Regions from separate parts of the Mus musculus genome. Here region 1 is linked to region 2. Evidence: chromatin loops called from intact Hi-C (ENCODE). Cell type or tissue: left cerebral cortex. All regions are shown on one strand. Links, peaks and the distances in the headings refer to the core of each region. The heading gives the core; the rest is flanking DNA.

What was found. Hi-C counts contacts between places; a loop is a spot of excess contacts. Peaks named below come from ENCODE experiments on the same cell type or tissue, not always from the same donor. Only the 100,000 strongest peaks of a DNase experiment are listed, where the experiment ranks them.
Region 1: a loop joins it to region 2, with 2.1 times the contacts of the local background. A loop is called at or near these places in 2 of 42 quality-filtered maps.

What each region holds. Positions count from the first base shown.
Region 1 is chr5:101,821,743-101,829,784 of GRCm38, forward strand. Cds1 (CDP-diacylglycerol synthase 1) reads left to right here. Exons shown (of 13, transcript NM_173370.3): 13 at 1-2,110. It overlaps Gm20548 (a long non-coding RNA gene), which reads left to right and starts at 4,441. Exons shown (of 3, transcript XR_001785074.2): 1 at 4,441-5,050. In left cerebral cortex, for the core only: no CTCF peak of the experiment used is centred there; DNase peaks (open chromatin) are centred at 3,557, 3,978 and 4,945; H3K27ac peaks cover 1,312 bases.
Region 2 is chr5:101,761,605-101,769,646 of GRCm38, forward strand. It overlaps Gm42134, which reads right to left and starts at 3,659. Exons shown (of 6, transcript XR_880489.2): 1 at 3,366-3,659; 2 at 2,204-2,268. Cds1 (CDP-diacylglycerol synthase 1) reads left to right here and starts at 3,526. Exons shown (of 13, transcript NM_173370.3): 1 at 3,526-3,885. The coding sequence starts at 3,769. It overlaps 9430085M18Rik (a long non-coding RNA gene), which reads left to right. Exons shown (of 3, transcript XR_001785073.2): 3 at 1,047-1,627. In left cerebral cortex, for the core only: a CTCF peak has its summit at 3,692; DNase peaks (open chromatin) are centred at 3,397, 4,124, 4,879 and 5,102; H3K4me3 peaks cover 2,805 bases; H3K27ac peaks cover 1,570 bases.

The DNA of each region.
Region 1 (8,042 bases), core at 1,622-6,621, 60 kb after region 2:
TGCAGCAGTCGCCCACCCGTGAAAGATCCTGTACTTTTCTAAAATGTATTTTCCAATGTTAAGTTCTCTGCCCTCACTGGCCAGGTTCCATGATTTAGGTAGACTTGCGTTTTAAAGAGTCAAACACTATCAACTGAGGCCCTCGTAGGGTGTTGACCTTTGCCCTGGTGCTGCCCTGGCGTAGCCATAGCTGAATGCACTGGAGGCACCTTGGGAATCGAGGTCTCGGGGTTTCCTCCTCTAATGATCTCAAGCATTTCTGAAGGGCTGAGTTAGATTAAAAAGAAAGAAAAAGAGCGATTGTCCACTTTTCTCTCTCTTCTTTTTGTTTGTTTGTTCATGGTACTGGGCTAGAACCCAGGGTCCGGTCCACACCAGGCAGGTGCCCCACTCTTGGGCTCCGCCTTGGCTGGGCCGCCTACTTTCAGAGTAGCAGTCATCTGCCAAGTGTTAACGCCCTGGTGTTAAGGAGTTTCAAAATCAGAAGCTAGAGGCTGGTGCTTAGACCACTGTTGATTTGTTGAAAAAGAAGTTATCAGAATCCATTTCTGATGCAAAAGAGACTCAGAGTGGGTCCTGCATGGCGAGCCCAGCACGAGGCTCCTCCACCAGAAATACCTCACCAGGGATGGTAGGGATGAGTGGTGTGTGGTGGTGGCTGGGGAGCCACCTGGAAAGGAGAGTTTTCCCTAAAGACCCAGCTCCAGGCCAGCCCCCTGCTGGTAATTAACCTCTGTCACCTTGCACTTCCTGAACCCAAGAATAAAAGTACAGCAGAAACAGCAGCCATGAAGCAGGAAAGCCTACAAATGCCACACCTTGCCCCTGTGCAGGTGGGGCCGGACCCTGTGAGTGGACTAGGGGATCTCCTGTTGCTGTGTGTGCTCTGCAGCCATACTTAACCAAATGTCGCGGTCACCCGCAGAGACGACCTGGAGGGGGAGAAATGGAGATGCTGCAGAGGATAGTTTGGTAATGAAAAGAGTAAATATTTTGTTTAAGTTAGAAATCACCCATATTTCCTTCCCACTGTGGATGCGCTAGGGTTCTGAGGAGGAGCCCACAGGCATCAGTAGCAGTCCTGAGAACACCATTGTTGGCCCCCAGGTGACTGGTGACCCTGCGCTGGATTCAGCCCACGCCCTCTGCATACAAGCCAGGGGAGCGCTGTCACCTTAGGAGATCCCCTCTCAGTGGCTGATGTCAGTGTCCCCTGCTTTTGTGTGTCCCCCCGCCCCGCCCCAGATGTTGACCATAAATGAGTTGCAGGCACAAAAGAAATGGAGGGAAGCCTTGTGGTAGGAGCATGTCCAGGAACAGGCTGTCTGCAGAGGTAAAGGATGGTTGAGGACATGGTGGCTTCTCCTTACCCACCATGCTCTCATGGCTTGCGAGGCAGAATTATGGAAGCATTACTTAATACACGTATTAAAAATCAATATTCTAAACACAAAGGATGAAACTAGGACTATCTGGGGTTACAATAAAAGCTCTTCTCAATTAGATCTTTTAGAGCTGGGTGTACATTATGCCATATAAAAACAAGCGAGTTCTTTAACAACAACACTCTAGTAATGAACATTTTAGCCTACTTTTTATAGCGTGTACATTAAAGTGGACTATAGCAAACAACCACCGTGAGAGCGACTGTGACCAGCGTTCCATTTGCACTGGAACAGGCGTCATCCAGTGGAGTGAAGTGGTGGATGAGTGGCAACCAGGAAGGCCCTCCACAGCAGAGATCCATCGATGGAAAATCGACCTTTGAACTGCTGTCTGACCTGGTAGCTTTTGGGATGGTGATGTCTGAGAACCAGGGCGCTCTCCCTAGTCTTCCTTGTGGATTCACACAGACAGTTGCTGTCCGAGATTAAAGGCTGCCCCCACTTTTGTCCCTTTGCACTTTGAACAGAGGTCATGGCGACACCTGGTCTGATGAGAAGAAAGGTCGAGACAGTGTGGATATACTGTACGGGGTGAGAGTTTATTATATGTGTCTATCAGCCCTCAGCGCTGTGGATATATATACTGTAGAGCTTATGATATGTGTCAATCAGTCCTCTGAATCTTTTTACTGAAACTGGGATAGAAAAATAAAGATCCAATGGTATTTTGACTTTGCGCTGCTGTTTTCTAATCGGAGAAAAAGCATTCTGTAAGCACTGGGCTTCTAGACAGCTCCTCGCCCCACAGTGTCACCTTACCTCCTCCTAAGGTGAGCTTCACTGTCCCTTGCTGCTCACACACGAGGGAACTCTGATTGGTGTCCAATGTGGAGTAGCTGGTCAGTCCGCAGGCTGATGCTGCTGAGCTGAAAACCAGCGGCTGCTTCGGCTGTGGTGCTCTGGTGGCATTACGTGCACAGTGGGTCCTTCTGGACACAACAACACTGCAATTCACAGTTCTCTGCCCCACTCAGACAGACACGAGGAGACACCTCACAGCGGGGGTGGACAGAGTGGAGACATGCAAACCCCAGGTTCATGGGAGACGGGGCACCACCTGAACACCTTTGAGAATCCCCTTCAGTTCAGGGTCTATGTATTTGGAAGCCCATGAAACTGCTGCAAAGAAAACAGGGTCCAGACAATTCAAACCAATAGCCATTCTGACAGCCTGGTGTCTTCATGTATAGATATGGTGAGCTTTGTGGAATCCGCACAGCGTGGGTCATTTAGTCAAGCACATCTTTTGATAATAAGTGTTCTCCAAAAAGGAGCAGGGAGAACCCTTGCAGTTTCCTAACATGTACAAAGGGCACAGAGAAAATCCCTGAGATGCTCAAGCTATCCCCATCAGCAGGGGAAAGGAAAGCCACTCTGGAAGAACAGAACTCCAAATCGCTCTCCTTCCAAGCCCACAGAGTCTGCTGGGGCCTTTCTGTGAACTCCAGCCTCCTTCCTGCTGGGTCCAACTGGAGCTTAGTGGGTTTGGATGGTTTTCTGTTCACGATCATGTGACTTTTAACCTTCAGTTGGGATCTAAAAGAGTGCTAAGTTTAGGGAATATTCTTGAAAAAAAAAACCTGTAAACATTTTTCATTAGTTTGGTAAGGTAAGATGGACATACTTCATTGGTAAGGATGTCTTTTTTCCCACCAGACACTTTGTTGAGATGTAATTTACATGCCAGCCTGGGCATGATAACGCATGTCTGTCAGGCCAGCGCTAGTGAGGACAGAAGCAGGATCGTCAAGGCCAAGGTCAGCCTCAGCTGTGCGTGACTTCCAGACCAGCCTGGGTCTCATGAGAACTTGCCTCAGAACAGAGCAGCAGTGGTAATCTATCAAAAGTCACTCAAACCAATGATGGTTGGAAGCCATTTCCATGTTCTCACCAAACGTCCCTGGTGCCCACCCATTTGTGGTTACTCCCTGTTTGGATGCCCAAATATGGTCAGTCCCTGAGCTGGTGCTTAACCTGCATCAGTCTGCCTTTGTGGGAGTTCTGCGCTAATGGAATCATGGGTATGCGGATTTCTGCATCAGGCACAGTATTTTTATATGCATTGCTACTTTTTATGAATATTGGATTTGGACAGCCCACTTACCAGCTGATAGTCACTTGCATTCCTTCCAGCTTGGGGCTTTTATGAAAAATGTTCCTGTAAGACTTTCTAGAAAGAAATGCCTGTGGACACGCCCTCGGTTCCCTTTCATAGATTGCAAGGGGGTGGAATTGCTGGCTTGTGTGGTAAGTTCATGTTTGAACCTCAGCCGGTCGTTTTCCGCAGCTTCCCGCAGTCCCTTCAGCTCCTGAGGAACAGCAAGGCAGCTTTGTTCTCCTGGTCTGAGGAGGCCATTGTTCTCTTGAAGTCAGAGCAGCTGATCTCACAGGGGAGCCTTCTAAGTTTGGACAGATCAGCACCTCCTCCTGGAAGTAGGGAGGGCTCGGGAGGCAGGCAGCCTTCTTGCCGAGGTGGTAGCTGCTTGCCCCCAACTGATGTGACAGGCAAGGCTAAGATAAGCTGAGGCTGCTCTGTCTGAAGGCCCAGTATCTGTGGCAAATCCCAGGCGGCTGTCTTCTGTGTGGTATCCAGTGGGCGGCCTCTGTGGTGTATAGAGTCAGCAGGGTGAGAGCTGCTTCAATGGCTGATGCACTAGAGAACATATAGACTTTGAAAGCAGCACATCTGGAATGGGTTACCATGGGCTAGCGAGTGACTGTGGCATCAGTTGTACCCGCCTTTGTTATGGGTGAGAGACAAGCAACTGAGGGCCGCTGACTGTGCAGGAAGAACTTGCTTCCATACGGGAGGGATTTACAAAGAAAATCACAAAGATGCTGTCCTCCGTGAGCCTCTTAAGTGGCAAAAAAAAAAAAAAAAAAAAAAAAAAAAAAAGCCTAAAACAACAACAACAAAACAAACAAAAAACAAGAAAAAAAAACCCACAAAAATACCCTGGGGTTGGGGGAGATAGGTTGGGGCTGGGGGAGTGAGGCAAAGAGTACAAATTAGGTCTATGTTAAAATTTGCCATCACAAAACTTGGAATTTAAAGAATCAGAGAGTGGAAGGGGAAATGATAAGAAGATATCCCTGAGGCCCAACCTTTACTACACAGGAAGGGGAACTCTGGTTCAGCGTACTGATGGGGTGGTCTTCATAAAGACTTGTTAGAACTGTGATACAAGAGACTCTGCCTCTGAACAAGGTTGAATTAGAAAAAATGGAAAACTTAACTGTTTCAAAAAGTTATCACTATGTCCTTGATAAATCGTGTCACCTTTTTGTCAGCTAGACACAAGCTGGAGTCACCTGGGAAGAGGGACGCTCCAGGCATGTCAATAGAGCATCTTCCTGATAAATGACTGACTTGGGCGGGTCTAGCTCTGAGTGGGCGGGGCCATCCTTGGGCCGGTGATAATGGTGTAAGAAGGCAGGCTGAGGGCTGGGAGCCGGCTGAGCTGTGAAGGGCTAGGCTCACAGCCAGAAAAGACAAGAAAGGCTGAGCGAGCCAGTAAGCCGCATTCCCTCGTGGGCTTCTGCTTCAGTTCTTGCCTCAGGCTCCTGCCCTGACTCCTGCGATGATGGACTGTGTGGTACACTGTGTAAGTCTGTAGCCTTTCCCTCCCCGGCTTTGCCTTTGGCAATGGTGTTTTATATCGCATCGGTAGAGAGCAAACTAAGAGACAGCAGGAGAACTGACAGGGAAGGAAAAGTCGAGGACAAGCGCTCCGTGCCCTTCTGACGTCAGAGATAGCTAAGTCCACATTCTGCCCAGAGAGAGGATTTCCTAGACAGCACTAGGAAACCCCACTTTGACAGCTCTGGCTTTTGTTTTTGGAGTCTCCCTCTCCATGGAGGGGGGCAGGGAAAGAAGGAACAAGTCCTAGTCCAAATGTGTTGACCCTAGCTGAAGACTAGAATCTAGCACGCCCAGGAACAACCAGCCAAACCAAAAACCATGACAGGAAGCCTAGACCAAAGAGACTTGGTGGAAGTTCCAGGCATGTGATCATTGAAGTAGGTGTTCTAGCTTCCAGACGGCCAAGGCAAGAGCCTTCCTTATACAGACCACTGAGGGCCCCATTTCCCACAGTGTGGAGCATTTGTAGGCACAGAACAAGAGAATTCCTGCCTGCTGTGGTGGTCATGCCTGTAACCGCAGCACCCTGGAGGCAGAGGCATGATTGGGGAGTTGAAGCCAGCTGGGGCATTGTAGGGAGACCATGTAAAGGGAAAGGAAAGAAAACCAAATCCATTTTCTTTGGGCATATACTACTGAGAATATTCATTTCTACCACTCCTTTGCTGGGTAGTTCTATATCAGCCTGACACAAACTAGAGTCGTCTGAGAGGAGGGAAGCTCAATTAAGAAAACGCTTCGTGAAGACCAGGATGTAGGCAAGCCTGGGAGACATTTTCTTCATTAGTGATTGATGGGGGCGGGCCGCGGGCCCCGCCCATTGTGGGTGGGGCCGTTCCTGGGCAGGTGGTCCTGGGTTAGGTAAGAAAGCAGGCTGAACAAGCCCTGGGGAGCAAGGCAGGAAGCGGCATCCTCTATGACCTGTGTTATCAGCTCCTGCCTCCAGGTCTCTGAACAGCCTGAGTTGCTGCCATGACGTCTTTCCGTGGACTGTGTTCACCACCGCCCTAAACCCTTAGTTTCTGAAGGGTAGATATTTTTTCACTAAATGTATGTGAAACAACATTTGACTGAAATGACACGTTAGTGATCAGATAGCTAAGTCCACACTCTGCCCTCAAAAACCTTCCGGGTCAGCTGGGGAGACATGTCAGAGGATGCTGTCTACTCAGGAAGGGCTAAAGCTAGGGGTGAGGGAAGAAGAGGGGAACAGGGAAGGCCCAAGTAGGGCCAGAGGCTCTGGTACATTCTGTAGCTGTTGGGACAGCTTGTCGGGGTCACCTACTTTTTTTTTTTTTAAGCAGATACCTCTTTAGACTAGAAAGCATCCTGTCCCTAGGTCAGAGATGTGTTGTCATAGAAACTTGGAAGCAGCAGAGTGTAGAGAGTTGGGATTGTGCTGTTCCCTGTGAAGAAAGCCCACTGAATCCCTCTCTGCTCAGGGCACAGGAAAGAGGGACCACACAGCTAACATGAGCCAGTTATACAACAGACCTCTACTCAGCACTGAGGGATGTAGTCTGGATATATGTGTACCGTGGATGGCCAGTCACAAATACATGTAAACACAAGGAGAGAGAGGAAGGGGGAAGGGGAAATGGGAGGGGGAGGGGGAGGGGAGGGGGAGGGGAGGGGGGAGAAACAGATAGTTAAAAGTTTTGTGTATTTGAGACCCTCTCAAGTCTATAGCCCAGGTTGTCCTGTTATTCTGTGGTCCAGATTGGCCCCACACTGGTCATGTTCCTGCCTCAGCTTCCTGAATGCTATGGTTCCAGGTGTAGCCACCATGCCTACTCATGGCCAGGGTATCTCAAATTTATTCATATCACTTACTCTGGCACCTATACTGTGGGATCTGCAAACAGGCAGAATGGGTAAGGCACACGCCAGGCCCGAGGACGGGGCAAGGAGGGCTGCTAGGGTTCTCCACGGCTACCCTGCATCAGGTGCAGACAAGTGGAGGTGATTGCCTGCTGGCCAGGGGTGGCCTGGGAATGGAGGTTAGAGGCAGGATTTGGGAACTTTCTTTTCTGGCTCTGGGCAAAGCCACTGTGGCCTGGACATGCTGCTCCAGGGGCCCTCCGTCCAGGACTAAGGGGCCTTGAAGGTTTAGAACCAAATGTCTGTGAGTTTTACACAGATGTTCAGGCATGGGGTGTGGACCCACAGAGACTCAAATGCAACACCACATGCTTTAAGATTTCTGCCAAAACTGCATTCAAGCCGAAGCGAGGGTGCTTAAGCATGCTCTGGTAGGGCACAGTGCCAGGCCTTGCCACAGCTGACCATGGGATCCCACCATGTGCCAGCACAAAGCGGGACAGTGAGGAGTTGTGTGGGGATAGTAGTATGGCCTGGCCAACTGCTGGGACCACAGGACATTCACTGTAGCCAGGAGTGCTGGCACTGTGACTGCAGGGGTGTGTGTGGGTGGGTGTGGGGGGTGTGGGGGAGGGGGTTGTCTTCATTTAGTCTCTCATTGAATGATCATCCAAGACCTGAAGCATCGAGGAAGAAGAGCTGGCTTGGGGCAGGCAGAAGGCTCTGTTAGGAACAAAGGGCAGCCATGGAATGGCGAGTTGGCAATAGAGAAGCCGGTCAGGGTTTTAACTGGCAAAGTACCCCAACTTGGCATTGCTGCAGCTGCTGGGAGGGGAGCGAAAAGCACCCATGGCACCCAGGTCTGAGACTCACACTGTTCTCAAACTGTGAGTCTCAGCAAGTGGACAGTGAGTGGAAGAGCCACTCCAAGACAGAGGGAGTCCACACAAGACTAAAGACAAGCAGGGAAGGAAGCACGTAGTCAGAGAGGGAAGGACCCCAGGGAACACATGGCAAGGCTTTGTGTTGTGACGTTTAAATAGTACAAATTCCACGGAGGGTCAAAACCAGAAATACGAGGTCCGCAGAGCCAAGTCACACTGGAAGAGAATCATACTTCAATGACTTCTAAC
Region 2 (8,042 bases), core at 1,675-6,674:
AAGTTTAGATGAGTAAAGTTCATTAAAACTATATATACATATTTATATCCTGGATTACACACATTATGTTTCTTTTCTTTTTTTGGTGAGCAGTTGATCATATGATTTCCTGTGGCTTTTTTTTTTCTTTTGCCACCTACATGGTTATTTAACCTCCCTCCCTCTGCCTGCCCGTGTTTACCTCCTTCTCTCTTAAATCGGAAATGCTTACTTCCAACTTATAGAGAGAGCTGAAAGGGATGTCGCTGAAGCTGGGGTTGAGTCACAGAAGCTATAGGAAGAGTATCCAGGCAACCAGAAGCACTTGGCAAGGCAGAGGTTTTCTTCCCTTGGCAAGCTGGGAATGGTACTGCCAAGTACCTCAGAACCTTCGTTGTGGAAAGCAAGCTCAGATTCTCACCTAAGAGAGGGACTTGCCCCAGTCTGGGTACCTTGGGAGGCAGTTCTAGGGGTAGGGTAGCAGGTGACTGCCTCACCTGCTCCTGTCATTGTGAGTGATTGGGTAAGTTAAACCCAAACTAAGATAGATACCACATAACTAACAAACTGAGACAGATACCAGATAAATAACAAACTAAGACAGATACCATATAAATAACAAACTAAGATAGATACCATATAAATAAAAAAACTAAGATAGATACCATATAAACAACAACATCACTCCTTGTTTCCACACTCCTCAGCAAACCCCTTGCTAAAAGCTAAGAAATTCCAAGCCCACTGTAGTGGAAACTCTTCAAACTAGCCAAGAAGTGTGTCTTGGCCCAGTGTCTCCCATGTACTCCGGGATTCCTGGAGCCCTCTGGCAGAGCAAACTGTAGTAAAACTGACAGAGGAGGCTTGGGAGTCATTAAATGTCAGATTTGTGTCATCGACCACAGATGCAATACGTGAAGAAAAATGAAAGATGGAAAGAAAAAGGTGGTGGTGGGGAGACACTGAGAAAAGTCTGCAAACACAGGGTGTGGTGGTGTGATACTTTCTAGGTAAATATAAAATCATTACTAGAACTTCTTTCAACACATGTTAATCTCTTTTTACAGGTAAAGTGAAAACTGAAGAAAAGCAGATACCTATATGAATTAGCCAGAGTTCTTTAGAGACACAGCACTGATTGAATGAATCTACCTATTATCTATTTACCTATCTATCTATTTACCTATCTATCTATCTATCTATCTACCTACCTACCTACCTACCTACCTACCTATCATACCTATCTATCATCAGTCTACATATCTACTTAAATGAAATTTATTCGAGTTGGCTTACAGGTTGCATTCTGAATATTCCAACAATGACTGTCTCCTGATGGGAAGTCCACCCATACAAAAGTCATCCAGATCATGAGGCTGGAAGTCTCAGCTGGTCTCCAGTATACCCAGGAATTCCAAAGAAGTGGGTTCTGATACAGTGAAGAAAGGGAACTTGCCATGGAGGGCAAGGGCAAGCAAGCAAGCAAACAGCTCACTTTTTCCATGTTCTTTATGGAGGCTGCTACCAGAGTGTGTGACCCAGATTTCAGGTGGGTCTTCCTACCTCAAATGATCCAGTCGAGAAAAAAATCCCTCACAGGGTTTTAGTTAATTCCAGATGTAGTCAAGTTAACAACCAAGAATAGTTACATCGCACCATGTAAGTCAAAACATAAAACACAAAGCATAAAGGCCAAATAATTTCCCATCAGGCTATAGATCTCCACCCATTTGTTTCTTCATTCACTTCTTCAACAAGCACTGCTGACTGTTCTGAGGGTAGGGGCTGGCTCTGTGGCAAGCCTGTGGTTCCATTGATCATTCAGTGAGCATCAATAACTATAATGAAGACAAAAATAAATCACCATCTCAGCTGAACTACAGGGAGTGGCAAACTTCAGGAAGGGTGGGAGCACGGTGATGGCTCTGTTCTCTCCCTCCTCCCTGGGTGGAGGAGTACTACTTCTTCTGTTACTCTGACTGACTTCTCCGGTTTCCTCTTGCCTCAGCAGGCTTTCCTCCTCTACCACCCCAAAGGGAGAAGAAAGAAAAGGAAGAAAACCTAGAGGTTGTCTGTGGGAGGGAGAGGGAGGGAGGGAGAAGTGCTGAGCTACCTCCCTGTGCCTGTGAGTCTGACACTGACACCTCTGACACAAGCACCAGAACAGCTAAAAGAGAGGCTAACCTCCTTGTTATTCCTTTCACTGATGGGGACATAGGCTTACCTGCTTACTAGAGGCCATGGAGATAATTGGCACCACGGGGGTTAGAACACTGGCTCCTCAACTTCCTGGAAGAAAGTTGAAAGGAACTCTGGTCCTTTCTGCTGGGTAGGATCAACAGCCAGAGCCAACCCATTCCAGCCTCTGTGGTCCCCACCCCTTACTCCCCCACCCCCCACCCCCACGGTCATTTTATCTTTGTATCCAGAAGTACTTTTTCTCTGGCCCTCCAAAACAATGTAGATCAATTGACCTAATTACTAGCAGTCTTCCGTTCCTTATGGAAAACCCACACCACGTCCATCTCATATCTTCCATTAGTTTTAAATGATATTTATCTATTTATATGTGTGGGTGTCAGCGTGGAGATCAGAGGACAGCTTTCTGGAGGCAGTTCTCTATGTCCATCATGTTGGGGATTGAATTCCGGTTATCAGTTTTGGCTGCAAGTGTCTCTCTACCTGAGTCTACTGTTTTTCATTGCATCCTCCTCTGACGTTTGGTTTTGCTGGTTAGTTATGAGGCTTTAAGGACAACATATTACTTATTTTTAGTAATGACCTGATAAATTGTTGATTTATTACAATAAAGGTGCTCCTCTGTCTGGTTTGTGTGAATTACGGATGTGTGTCTTTGGCCTTTAAGGACCAGCTCGCAAATATGTGTGAAAAAACCCCCTAAGCACCTGCTAACAGGATTAGACTAGAGTTAAACCAGATCATGTGTCCATCCTGTTCCACCTTTAGCGTCCCAAGGTCCTTGTCTTTCAGAGAGGTACCCCGCAGCGGCGCCCTAGGGCATCAAAGGCTGTCTGTGGATCCTATGGTAGAAACTCTCTGAGAGACTCAAAACCCCGAGTTTCCCCAGTACAGAACCTGGGTACGATATTGAAACTGTTGGCCAACTCATCCCCAGGCACCAGGGAGGTTAAGCACTGGCTGGAACGCAGAGCCAACGGGTCTGTCCTGCCCAGCAAGTTTCTGCTTGGGGACGCCTGCGACGCTCCGCCACGCTGCGGCGTGTCAAGCAGGGCCGAGTCCCTTGGAGGAGTCAGTTGAACTCCGCCTGACATCCCTGCGCCAAGGAGGACTTCCCGGCGGCGCCCAGGCTCGCCCCCGCGTTCCTCCGTCCCTGGCTCGTCCCTCGTCCTCGGCCGTTCGCGTACCTTTCCGTGCCCCCACCTGCCCAGGGAGCCGGGGCAGGGCCCGAGCATTGACGTCATCGCCCGGGGCGGGGCCTCGGGCACCGCAGTGCAGCGCGGAGGGGCGAGCGGGGCGGGGCCTGCGGCGCGTGACCGCGCTGCGGGAGCTCGGCGGCGGGAAGGTGGGGCGGGCCGGGTGGCGCGGTCGCGAGGCGCGAGGGAGGGCCGTGCTGCTCCTCCGCCCCCTGGGGCCAGTGCGTGGAACGGCGCACCTGGCAACGGCGCCGCGTCCCCGCCCGCGCCGGTCCGCACACCCTGCCGGCGGCCTCGAGCGCTCGCTCGTTGATGCCGTTCTGGGGGTGACCCGGCGCGGCTCCGCGGTGGCGGGGCGCTAGACGACGCCAGCCCAGCGACGCGGGAGCGGGACATGCTGGAGCTGCGGCACCGCGGGGGCTGCCCCGGCCCTGGGGGAGCGGGGGCGCCGCCACCCCGCGAGGGAGAGGCGGCCGGCGGTGACCACGAAACCGAGAGCACCAGCGACAAAGTGAGTGAGTGCGGCGGGGCCGGGCCGCGCCCCTGGAGCGGGCGTGTCGTGGGGGGTCCTGCTCGTCCTCTGTCCCGGGGCGTGCGCGGCCGGGCCGCCGTTCCGGAACCGGACTGCACTCTAGCTTCTTTCCCGGATCTCCTGGTTCTGGGGTCAGGATGGAACCCGTCCCCGCAGGCGCTCTGGCTGTCTAGTGGCTGTCACCTCTCTCGCCTTTCCTTGGTAGGGCGACAAAGTTGGGAGTAAACTTAAGACGGGCACCTTGGGTCCTAGCCTGTCATTGGAGCCTGGCGCAGACCGGCTTCTGGAGCTCCTCCAAGCTGCGCTTTCGTTTCTCTGTTCTTTTTTTCTGGCTGATAGATTTCGGAGGGTTGAGGCTGTCATATATGGGGAACATGTAAGTGCGCCTCAAACCAGGCAGTTGTCCCATCGGTGGATTTCATTTAACCGAACAGGCTAATTCCAGACTTTTAGCACGCCACTCCTCCCCCGCTTTAAAATAGATGAACTTTGCTTCATATTTTAAAATATGCGGATATGTACGGTCACTATTATAATTGAAGCTAGGAAGAGTCAAACGTTTAGGTGTGTTTTCTGATAAACCAGTGCCAGTAAGAACTTAGGAGGAAAAATAATAAAAGTTTTATGGCTGCATGAGCTTGGTAGATTATGAAATTGGGCCAGAGAATAGATTTGCTATACGAGTTTGCTTACAGAATTCCTCTTCGCTTGAGAGACTCAAAACTTTTGAATCATTCTTGGATTTCTGTTTTGTGGAATGTAGTGTGGTGGTATCTGCCGTCATCCCAGCACTTGGGGGTAGGTGTGGAGGCAAGGACTGCCAAGATCATTCTCAGCTTTGTAGTCAGCTCAAGGTTGGCCCGGGGCTCAAACAGACACAAAAGACAGACAACCCAAATGGACTTGCGTTGCCCAAGGTCAAGTTCTCTGCCTTTTGGTAGTGGAACTAACTTCTCTGTTTTCTGTCTTTTGCCTTTTGCTGTTCTGACGCTCTCTGGCAGTGTGACTGAGGGGGAAGTTCCTCCCAAAACTTACACAGATGAACTTGATAGAGCTTGAGTTACAAATCTGTGCTGCCGCAACAATATGGTTAGCAATAAATACGTGATTTTAGAACCACAGCTTCTTCCCTGTTCCTGATGGATAGGGAGTTAAGATGAGAGTCTGGGAAACATTTGTGCTGCCGAGGAGTGACACAGAATAAACACACTTTCCAGCTGTGGAAGGTTGAAAAACGGAAAGCCATGGGCTGAGAGCAGCTCCGTGAAGAGTGCCTTGGAAACCAGACCCAAAATAGAATTAATTAGGTTGGGATTTTGTTTTAGCCCTGGTATCCTTTAGAATCAAGGAAATACCAGCCTCCTCATGTCGACTTCCTTAACTGGAGGAAGCTAACGAGCTTTTATTAAGAAAAAACATGTTCTGGAAATGGGGAAACGGCGCACAAACCGGCTTTTGAGTGTAACGTCTTATTTTTAAGCACCAGGATGTATTTAAATTAGGAACAGCTTCTGTGGTGTCTTGACTCATTAGCCTGATCCCTCGGTGACTTGCTTACCCCACCGGCTTGTTTGTTTGTTTGTAAATGCTGCACTGCTGGCTGTCACTGAGTCGGTCTCACATCTCGGTGGATGTGGCTTTTCCAAATGCAGTGTGTTGCATCTGCGACTGGTTTTGTCAATGTTTCTTAGAAGAGGGTGAGCATGTTCAAACTGTGCTGAAATATCCCTGTGGTTCTGGAGTCCCTTCTCAAGGAGCCCTTGACTTTCAGAGCCTTCAGACTCTGAGCTGCATCCTCTCTGTGTCCTTTCTTATCAGGGTGTGTATTTGAACACACCTATATTTCCAGGTCAAGGGCTATTTTTAAGTCAGCTGCCATCGTTGGAGGCTGGTTAATATTTGGTCCATCGAAACTCTTAAGTGTTGTTAAGTTTAAGAGCCAGTTTAAAAAAAAAAAACCACACCTTTAGAAATTAATGCAGGAATTGAAGGACTACCTCACATCCTGCTTACTCCGAACTTCTATGCCTTGCCATTTTGTAGCCTTTATAATGGTCTGGTTGATGGGACATTTCTATTGTTCACGACCCTGAGACTTCTGCCCAGACAAGGCTCTGTGTGCTCCAGAGAATTAGCATGTGAAATAGTGCTTCATCTCTGCAGGGGAATGCTCTAGGACTTGAAACACCCAAGTAGTACTTGACCAAGAACAAGGGCCCGTCTCAGCCTACTACCCACCCTGGAGCCATGTGTGGGCAGCTTTCAGTAGACAGCCGTGAAGGCCTTGTTAGCATAGAGGGCTCGAATGGACATGGAGACTGTAGGGGAAGCTCTAAGGAGGACTTGAGTGTTGAACTCGGAAGTGAAGATGCCTGGGAGGTCAGTCAAGTGGACAGGGGTTAGGACTGGTTAGGGCAGGGTGTTCTAGTCAGAAGGCACTCAGAAGTGCCTCCCAACTCAGCATTCTAGAGACAGAACACAGAAATTAGAAACCCCAGACTATAAACTGCTGGGTTGGGAGGCAAGGTTGAACTCTTGAGAGCCTTGAGGCCTTTGGCATTCCTCTTTACTCAATGGACTCTGAGAAGCTGTGTTGTTGGTTTGGTTATTGGTTTCCGAGGAAGTCGAGTTTCCAGTGGAGTCCCAGCTGACCTGGAACCCACCTTCCTCCTCCTCCTGACTTTGCCTCTCCAGTGCTGGCATGACATGTGTGTCACCACACCAAGCTCTACACTGGAAAGTTCTGCAGCAGCATCTATACATAGCTCAAGAGCAGTGGTCCAGAAAGTACTGGAAGGGGCAACCCCGGGAAGGGTGTTGCGGAGCCCACCATGGGAATTGATGGGGTTACTAGTTAGTCTAGGGGAGATGGTGTCCAACACTGGAGAGAGCCATGCTGGTGGATGCCCTACCAGGGTGCTCGTGTTTAGACTCATGAAAGAGTGTCCATGTTAGAAAAGAGCCAGGGATGTAAGGAGTAGCCAAGTCATGGAGGGTCCTGGGCTCTGAGAGAGGAAGGGTTGCTTAGAAGGTGCCATCAGAGGTACTTTAGAATGACAGCTAAGATGTGTGAAGAATTTAGCCAGAGAGCTTAATGGGAACCAGACTTTCTGCTGTGAAAGGCCGAGGAACACGGGTGGTAGTTGGGAAGCGGAAGGCAGTTCAGACAGGAGGACCTTGCCCTCAAGGCCCAGGTAGCCATGCAGAGGAGGAGGTGCAGAGATGTGAGAGCCAGAGGTGATATAGATGACTCACTACAGGACCGATGCACCTATGGACCCATTAGAAACGGAGTGAGCATGCTCAGGACCCGCACACCTTAGGCCAGAGGGGTCGCCAGCTCTCAGGGTGAAGTGGGCAATATGCCTGCCCCAAGAAACTATCTGCACCTGATACCTCCTTGCAAAGGGAAGATCAGCTTTCTCCAATATAGTGGCATTGGGCATCTCAATCATACCCCAGGGCAGGTAGAGAGGTGGGGTTGGCGGAGGTGGGGGTGGGAGAGTTGGGAGGGTAGGGAGGTGGGAAAGACCAGAGAAGAGTAGGGGAGGGGAACACATGATCAAAATATATTGTATGCATTTATTTTCCATAAAAAGAGGATGAAGGAAGACCTTTTTCTCTGTGGATGGGGCTGTGGGGTTGTTCATGGTTAGAAGTCGTGAGAGATGAGGGGCCCTCAGAGACATAGTGGGTAGCCAGCCCCTAAGCACTAGCCGAGTCCGTGGAAAGCACAGGGGAGTGATACATAGATACCAGGAAAGGAAGGAAGGATGCATGCTTCTTGGGGAAAAAAAAAAAAAGAGCAGAAATAGAGGCTGCAGAAGCCTGGCAATCCACGTGTTTGCCTTGGGCCTTCCCCTTTCTCACTCAGACAGTGAGCGCTGATGGATCTTAGAATCAAGCTTGCTTAAGCCAAATGGTAGTAGTAGTTCACTTCTAAGGCTGGGGATGTTAAATGACCAGGGGCAAACTATGCAGACTCTGCTGGCCACAGACTGTTATGTGCCAGATCCACACAGCTCTTAAGTTAGCCGTAGGTCCAGGCTGCTGGTGTTTGTAAGAAGGCTTCAGTCCACAGAGTCCCTTCCCACCTGTTTACTCCATCCTCACGATGTGTGTTCTGAGTGATAGCC